Regions from separate parts of the Mus musculus genome. Here region 1 is linked to region 2. Evidence: chromatin loops called from intact Hi-C (ENCODE). Cell type or tissue: gastrocnemius. All regions are shown on one strand. Each heading gives the region's core, and the rest is flanking DNA. Links, peaks and the distances in the headings are about the cores only. Region 1 overlaps Sel1l3 (sel-1 suppressor of lin-12-like 3 (C. elegans)). Region 2 overlaps Gm40303 (a long non-coding RNA gene).

Region 1 (4,391 bases), core at 196-4,195, 89 kb before region 2:
CCCCCAGGAGGCTAATAATCTAGGCCATTTTTTTTTCTGGCTTGTGTTTTGAAGAACAAGGCCCTAGAGCCCCCCAGGAGGTGAGGAGGTTGGAGACTTTAGGATACTCTCCCTGATGCCACCAAACAGGTCGGCATAGAGGGCTGGCCTTTAGGGTCTCACTCCCAGTGCTGTGGGAATGATCCAAATGAGTTTCCTCTTTGGGACATTACTATTCCTGTGCGTCTGCCCCCTCTCCTGGCAGCATCTTTGTCTTTGTACATCTTTGTATGATTCAGTGAGCGTTAAGCGCAGCTGGAGATTAAGAGAGCGTATCCTTTTACATTTTCTGTACCTGCATGTATATGGCGAGGGGACACACGTGTGTGGGCATGCATCTACATGTGCACATGCACAGAGAGGCCAGGGGACAACCTTTGGTATATGTCCTTCCCAGAAACATCCTTTAGCCTTTGAGGTGTGGTTCCTCATCGTCTTGGAGCTAGCCCAGCTAGCTGTCAGTGAGGCTAGCCTGGCTGACCAGCAAGCCTTAGTCTCCATCTCCTCAGAACTGGGATTTCGGGTGAGTGACATCATATCCAGCCTTTTTATACGGGTTCTCGGCATGGAACTCAGGCCCTCATGCTTGCAAATACTTTACCAACTGAGCCATCTCAGTGCAAGATCATCTGCTTTTAAATTCGATTTTTGCTTAGGATGGGGGATCCTGTCTGTTCTACACGGCTCAAGTGGAGATCAAAGGGCAACTTTGAGAAGTCAGTTCTCCTTTTCCATCACACGGATCCCAGGGATTGAACTGAGGCTGTCAGGCTTGGTAGTAGATGCCTTTCCATACCTAGCTACCTCTCCAGCCTGATATGAGATTGACCAGCCACCACTCCCACCACTATGTGACCCTGTCAGACTGGGGCATGACTTAGGTCCATCTATGGGCCCCTCCTTCCCTAGCCTGGAACTGGAAGCTCCCCTAAGGGGGGGAGGAGGCATGAGCTGCACAAGGCAAGATTGAGATACTGAACTAGCTCTTGATGATGACAAATACCCCACAGGAATTTATCTTCCAGAAGGAACATATGTGACTAACTGCCGTGTCACCACATCAAACATGGATATCTAAAGCACAGAAAAATTTACAAGTTTAGGAGACTCTCCCTGATGCCACCAAACAGGTTAGCATATAAGGCTGGCTTTTCTAGGAGAAAAGCTGGGACCCTAGGAGACCAGACGGGACTCAGCTCCGTCCACACCCTGGGTGAGAAAGGAGAGTCTGGGCCACGTGAGCCCTGCGAACGCAGTCTATTTGAGATTTGTTCCTTTGCCAAATTTCCTGGTGCCTCCCTGAGCTGATCTGAGGGTTTGAGAATAAAACAGGGCCCCAGCCAGCAAAGTCACTGTTCAGATATTAATGGTCCAAGACAAAAGCACACTAATGTGTACAATAATTTCTAGTGATTAATTTATATTTTCCAATGCATTTTCTTTTCTTTTAGGCATGCCATCTAGGTAGAAAGAACACCAGGCAAGGTTCCTTTGTATTCTTAAATAAGATCGAGCAGGTATGGCGGGAGCTGACACCAGTTTTCGTTCATGGCGGTTGCTGGTGCTTTGTGGGGTTGGGTGGGGTAAGGATCAAGGCAGAACGCACATGCTGGTCCCCATCTGTCTTTGGAAGCCTTGAGTTACACCTGACCCTGCTGGTATCTGGGCTAAGAGGTTCGTGGGATGTTTCTATTTTAGTTCCCTCGCCCCAAGCAAAGCTAAACATGTCAATGCAAATGCAAAGCTTAAATATGCCCTCCAGAGCTCCGTACTTACATGTCTCTCGCCTCTCACCCCCAACCTGGACTGTTGCAGCATACGAGGATATTATATCCTGGACCTCAGTACACCGCTCATAGTATAGCTTGATTTGTTCAGCCAGTTCCTTCTCAAGGAAGGGATTAAGAACCTGCAGGAGGGTAAGAAATTGCATGAACTTCAATCATCATCAAATGTCCTCTGGCTAGTAGGACTAGGTGTGTTCAGCTGTCTGAGTTCCCTCTATGACATCACTGGCTACCATCCCACCTGGATATGCAAACCAGTGCCCTTTGGATCAATTCGAGGCATGCCAGTCCAGCGTCCTGTGTGCTACCTTCTCATCTGCAAAGCTTCTTCCATGTCAGTGGAGACCTGTCCCCTCCACGTGTAGTCCCTAGAAAACTGCACTCATCTCCATTTCCAAATGTTAATTCTACCCAAGGTGTGCCCGCCACCTGAGGCCGTCCTTCTGTTTCCTTCTGCTTTGCAGCAGCCTCAGTCTGCAGGAGCCAGTGAAGGGCCACTGCTCCAAAGCATAACTCCTGCAGGCTCAACGGTGGCCAGATGCACCCATGCACCTCGGTGAGCCCAAGCTTGTGGAAATTAACTCGTGTCATGTGACCTAGTAAGTGAACTGGGCCAAAGTCCCAAAGAGCAAGCCTCTTGGAACTGGGGGAATTAATCTTAACTCTGTTTTCAAATGCATGTCTGGACCCAAGAGAGGTTCACGAGATGGGCTCACTGGGTCATAACCAGCAGTGGTTTCTTTTGTTTTTTATACCGAAGGATCCAAAACTTCAGAGCACATTAGAGGAGGCGGAGGAGGTATTCTTAGTAAAATTATTTTTATTTTCATATATGAATACATGTATGTATGTGTGTGTGCTGTTCATTCTATTAATCAGAGTATCTTCAAAACATCATTTAAAGCTGGGTCTGTTGACATCCATCTGTAATTACAACTAGTCAGTAGCCTAAGGCAAGAAGATCAAAATTTCAAAGCATGTCTGAACTCCAGAGTGAGTTCAAGGCTAGCCTGGACAACTTTGTGAAAAACCTGTCCGCCCCCCACCCCCCAATTTTTTTAAAAAATGTTTTTAAGAAAGGAAAGAGTCTAAAGCTGAAAGAAAGCTCAAAGGTATTTGAGCCCCAGTACCAAAAAATATTTTTGTTTTGTTTTTGTGAGACAGGGTTTCCTATGTCCCAGGCTGATCCAACTTGACCTTGAGCTCTTGATCGTTTTTGCCCCGAACTGCCGACCACTGGCATTACCGGTGTGCACCACCATTACATGCCAGAGCGGTGGAATGTTTGAAGCTCAGCCTAACCCATCTTTCTTGCTTCTCCTCTCTGCTCCGGTCTGGCATGCAGTAGGCACTCTGAAGCATTTACTGCTCAAGTGGATCTGTGATTTTTCTTTTCCCAGTTATCTCAAAGGGAGGGAGGGAATCGGGCTTCCTACTTGTACTTGTGTCTTTGCCTGAACTCCACGGGGTCAAGGGAATGAGAGGACAACTCTCTCTCAGGCATCTGGTGGGGTCCTCCATCTCCTTAGCAGGGATGAGAAGGCACTGTTCTGAGGCTGTGTGGTAGGAAGCCGAGAGTCCTTTACTGGAATGGCTGCAGTAGTCCTCCGTGGGCATGTTAGGATGTGTGTCCTGGGTACAGTAAATTGCCTTGGGGTCCAAAGCCCTCCTGAATATGGCTCCCTGTGGCTTGCCCATCCCAGCATGAGCTGAGGCAGGGCTTCTGTGAGGATGAGTGAAAGATTGGCTGGCATGGGGCTTTAATTTGCTGGAGTATTGCTTCTTCTGATACTTTAAATAATAGCGTAGAAAAGAAGCTTTACCAAATAACTAAGATTCTCTCCTTTCATTAGCTTAATCACTGGATAGGCAACAGCCTGATAAAAATCTACTCTATAATTAAGCTAGTAGTTATTAAAACAGAGGAAGTAAATGGTTCCCATTTTATGAGTACTAAATGAACCGCACGGTAACAGAAATCTATTATTGGGCTGGCTCAGGGGAAGCCTCAATATTAATTATGTTTGGTGGCTGAGCCCACGCATGGTTCAGTCCGCTTGGGTAAATCTTTTGTTTACACTGTGTTTCCTGCTCCCAGTGGCCCACTGTCACACACACACTCCTGGCAAACTTCTTGATCCCCAAGGCTCACCTGTGCCGGGTGTAGGCTGCGGAGGCGATAGTATTTCACCGGTCCAAAAAACCCTTCGATGCCGGCCACGTACCTGCTCCCTCCAATAATGAAGTAGCCAGCTGTGTCGTTATAATAGAAGTCTTCATGGAAGCTAGAGAGGAGCACAAAAGATTGAGGCAGCCCTGGGGACTGGGACCTGGTTATCTTCAAAGAGACTCTGTCATGGACATCCCCAGACCCCTTGACCTAACTCAAGTTGCCATAGGTTTCTCAGTCTGGTTTGCAGCACTTAAGCCCGCTGCAGGGTCAGGTGGCCCTGGAAGAGATAAATCCTTGCTCCCAACCATCTAAGCCCTGAAGGCTATTGTCCTTTGTAAAATGACAGTTCCCCACTTAGTGAACTGTTAGGATTTGATGTACTCTGGTCCCAG
Region 2 (4,391 bases), core at 299-4,298:
CTCTAGCATGAGATAGTAGACCTGGAAAGCTCTGTGAATTTGCAGCAGCCCGGGGACAGGTGCTAGACAAGCTGCCTGTAACAGCTAGAGGCAAGAAAAATGAGCCTGCCAGGGTGGGAGGTTGCAGATGAGAGCTCCCCTGGGTCATAAAGCCCGCTCTTCTATACTTTCTCCTCTTTGCTGTCTGCTTCTGTTTCTGCCCCCCTCCCATGCCCTTGGCACCCCACTTTTGTTTTTACTCTCCAGGCTGAGGAAAAAGAACATTCCACGTTGTCGAGATTATAGGCATTGCCCTTGCTTACAGATGATAGATTTGCGAAAGGGGGTCAAAAGGCATGACTTACTCTCGGCTTTACTGAATGGTGGGTCTTACACAGGCAAAGCAAGATTAGGGATTCCCTAAGGTTCTGGGTATTGGAGAGTCACATCACAGAAAAGGAGATAATCTGAACTGACTCTCACTAATGAAGGAGAGAAACAGGTACCCATGGCTGAGTCAGTAAAATCTCCAAGTGATGACAAGGAGACGGAGACAGAGAGGATTTGAAAGATGTGTGTGATGGTTTGCACATGCTTGACCCAGGGAGTGGCATAATTGGAGGTGTGGCCTTGTTGGAGTAGGTGTGTCACCAGGGGTGTGGGCTTTAATACCCTAGTCCTAGCTCCCTGGAAATGAGTATTCTGCTAGCAGCCTTCAGATGAAGATGTGGAACTCTCAGCTCTTCCTGCACCATTCCTGCCTGGATGTTCCTACCTTGATGATAATGCACTGAACCTCTGAACCTGTAAGCCAGCCCCAGTTAAATGTCCTTATAAGAGTTGCCTTGGTCATGGTGTCTGTTCACAGCAGTAAAACCCTAACTAAGACAGTGTTCCAGTCTGTTCTTTTGTCTAGAGATGCCCTCAGCAGCAACGGCTTCCCTAGACTGTGCCATTACCTGTGACAATCTCTCTATCCGTGGGCCTTAAGAAAGAAATGCCTGGCATTTTTCTGCACACGCCTAGGATACAAGGGAGACCTTTTGTGGGAAATAGCAGAGAAAGTGAAAAACCAGCAGGGTAGAAAGTCTCCATCGCTGTGAACAGATCATGGTGTGGCTGGAGAGCTAGTGGACTGCTTTCTTGCTGGGAGAACCAGGCTTGAGTGGCCATTGCAGGTCCCCTTTTCCTACATACTCTACAATTCCTTTCAAGTGTTGTCAATAAATGAAGCACTTTTTAAGGCAGGTCCCAGAAGCAACAGTTGGGCATATGAGGTGTAGAACAAACCACTCTCCCCTCTAGACCAGGAGAACACTGGGGGTCTGGAGGCAGACTGCCTCATTCTCACCACTTGGCTGATTCTCCTAGGTTTTCCATCCCTGTGCTTATAGCAGGGGATGTAGCATCAAGTTTCTCTGATGCCCTCTTCCTGACAATACTTTCCCAAGTAGGCCACTAATCTCTTACCCTGCCCCTGGCTTGGTTGCTACAGCCAGGGCCTCTCCAGAGTTCAGAGGATGCTGTTGTCCTGGTGACTAAGGGTGTCCCTGCAGATGTCCACTATCACACTGTGAACCTTTTTATCCTTGAGACTACAACCACTTTCCATTTCAATTGGGTAACTCCTGACCCATTGCTTTGGGTCTCTCTCCATGGAGGAGTCACCATCTTTGTGCCTGGTCATAGGGAAGGCTGACCCAGAGAAACAGTTCCTACTGAAAAATGAGCAGAGCAGTGGGGATATTGCAGTGGCCTAAGTGCAGGTCCAGCACGTGTTTGGAACCTTGGTTCATTGGATCTAAAGGACCCACATGAGCTGCAGAGCCACACCCAGGACACACTAATGGTGCCTGGTGATTTAGGTTGGTGCTTAAGAGATGGACCCCAGACGAAGACCTTCACTGTCATTTTCAAGCCATGTAGCCTTGGGCGAGCATATTGGTCAATATTCCCCAACAACTTGACTGGATTTAGAATAACCTCAAACTCCTCTAGGAGTACCTGTGAGGTTGTTTCTAGAGAGCTGGGTGGTTTAAGCGGATAAACTAAGGAAGAAAGACCTACCTTGAATGTGGGCTGGAGTTCCAGAATGAGTTAAAAATAAAACATGAGAACTTGAGCCGAGCACCATTTGTCTCTCTGCTTCCTGACTGTGAACGCCGTGCCAGGACCCAGTTTCCTTACGTTCCTGCCTGTTTGCTTACACACCCGCCGACCAGGCTGGATTGTACCCTCAAACCATGAGCCAAATTAAGCCTTGCCGTCTCTAGTTACTGTTGACTGGTATGTTGTCGCAGCAATGAAAAAGCAAGCCATAGTTGTGAACCTCACCTCTCACCTCTGCAAGGCTTGGGGAATACTAAAGGAGACAGTGACTGCATGGGACGATTGGCATATGAGACTTGGTGGCAGTCCTGCCCTTCCTAGGGATGCACAGGCTCCTGGATTTATGGTCCCACCAAGAGTGTTAACTGAGAGGACATTCCATAAAGAACACCAGGAGCTCTTAGGAGCCAGGAAGCAAACGTGTAGTGTGATGTTTTATCCCTAGCTCACTGCAAACACCCCAAGGACAGCAGGCTTTACTGTTATATTCGAGGCTGCTGCCACCTTCGCCTTTAGTGTCCAACAGCCTGCCCTGGTTCAATAAATCACAGGTGAGTTTTTTTAAACAAACAAACAAACAAACAAAAGCCCCACAAAACTAAATCCTCTTTTCATCCCAATCAACCACCACAGGCACCACAAACAAAAGAAAACAAAATATAAACAAAGACAAAACTTCAGGTTGGATAGATGGGACAGTGAGAGAGGACAAACTGAGGGAGTAGGGTTTTCCCAGAAATGGGGGAATGCTGGGATCAAAAAGATGAGCTTGCATTCCGTAGAACTGGAAGATACAGCTCTGGTTTGGGGAACAACCCTAACAATCTACAAAAGGCAGAGGTGGCCATCCTATCTTCATTTCTGTTGTGACAAATATCCTGACAGAAAAACAGCTCAGGGAAGAAAGGGTTTATTTCAGCTTATAGTGTCAGGCTACAGGCCATCGTTTTAGGGAAGTCAAGGCAGGAACTCAAGCTGGTCACATCACATCCACAGTCAACAGTAGAGAAAAACAGATTCACCCATGTTGCCAGCTGCTATTAGCTTTCTCCATCCCACTGCCTAGGGAATGCTGCTGCCCAAAGGGGGCTGAGACTTCCTACCTCAAAGACCAAGACAATCCGCAGACAGGCCCACAGGCCAACGTAAGGAAGCCAATCTAGAAAGTCTCTCACTGGGGCTCTCTTCTCAGGTGATTCTAGGTTGTAACAAGCTGACATTTAAAACGAACCAACCCAGGTAGGGAGATGGCTGCTGCTGAACCATTGCCTTTAGGTTAGCACGAAGGGGACAGAGATGCCAGGATTCATTTGTTACATCATCTGGGCTCATCTGCGAAAGCTTCCTGTTCTAGCTTTGGAGGTGGCTTCTGATACCTCACCAGAATGGCCCGTTCTTCCGACATCTTGCATCTCATTGACAAGGGCGTGTGGGTGGGCCTGGTTGGCTATCCTGTCATTTCAGACTAATAAGGAGTCACAAGAGGTCAGCCCTCAGCCAGTGTGTGACACCAAGAGAATGTAGGCTTCTGATGGTCTGTGCAAAAGTTATCCTTGCTTCGCAGCTTAGGAAATGTGAAATGAGCAGTCCCATGCATGGACATTTCATCTGTGACTCCTGTTGTAAAAGATAAATCTCCAAGAGACTGGGGAGAGATAGCTGAGTATATAAAGTGCTTGCCTGGCAAGCATGAAGACCCAAGTCTGATCCCCAGGACTCATGTAATAAAGGTGAGTGTGGTAGCATTCACTTAATAAACCCAGCACTGGGAAGGTAGCGACAAAAGGACATCTGGGGATAACAGACTGGTCATTCTAGCCTACATCATGAGCTCCAGGCCAATGAGAGACTCTGTCTCAACAGAGGTAGATGGCATCCCTGAGGATGATAAATGAGGTTTTCCTTTTGCCTCTACACACACACACACACACACACACACACACACACACACACACACACACTCACATACAAGACTTCAATACAAGCTGGCTTCTGTGAACAGGGGCTTCATTGGCTCATACCAGCAATCTGGAGGGCACTGGGAACAAACAAAAGAAACTTAGTCTAGGCACTTATTCAGACTCCATTTAATCATAGGAAGAAGCTAAATTCAAGGTCCCAGGCCCTAGGGCAGCTGGGGACTTCCCAACGGCAGAACAGCTTCTGTCGTAAACAGTTGTCTGAGTCCAGACATGTCAGGGACAACTTGTAAGGAGACAGTTGTCTGAGTCTAGCTCTCTCAAGGACAACTTCTCCATCTCGCTGGCAGGGTCATACAAGTCCATGTTCCCAGGACTAGGAAC

What was found. A loop is a pair of places that touch in the nucleus more often than their neighbours do. Peaks named below come from ENCODE experiments on the same cell type or tissue, not always from the same donor. Only the 100,000 strongest peaks of a DNase experiment are listed, where the experiment ranks them.
Region 1: it touches region 2 in a loop (2.9-fold over the local background); 1 of 42 quality-filtered maps calls a loop at or near these places.

What each region holds. Positions count from the first base shown.
Region 1 is chr5:53,170,759-53,175,149 of GRCm38, forward strand. Sel1l3 (sel-1 suppressor of lin-12-like 3 (C. elegans)) reads right to left here. Exons shown (of 24, transcript NM_172710.3): 7 at 3,979-4,111; 8 at 1,816-1,948. Among named protein-coding and RNA genes, the nearest start is that of Sel1l3, 40 kb to the right of the region's middle. In gastrocnemius, for the core only: no CTCF peak of the experiment used is centred there; a DNase peak (open chromatin) is centred at 2,268; H3K4me3 peaks cover 2,330 bases; H3K27ac peaks cover 4,000 bases.
Region 2 is chr5:53,260,017-53,264,407 of GRCm38, forward strand. It overlaps Gm40303 (a long non-coding RNA gene), which reads right to left. Exons shown (of 2, transcript XR_868423.2): 2 at 4,161-4,391. Among named protein-coding and RNA genes, the nearest start is that of Smim20, 4.9 kb to the right of the region's middle. In gastrocnemius, for the core only: no CTCF peak of the experiment used is centred there; no DNase peak of the experiment used is centred there; H3K27ac peaks cover 3,603 bases.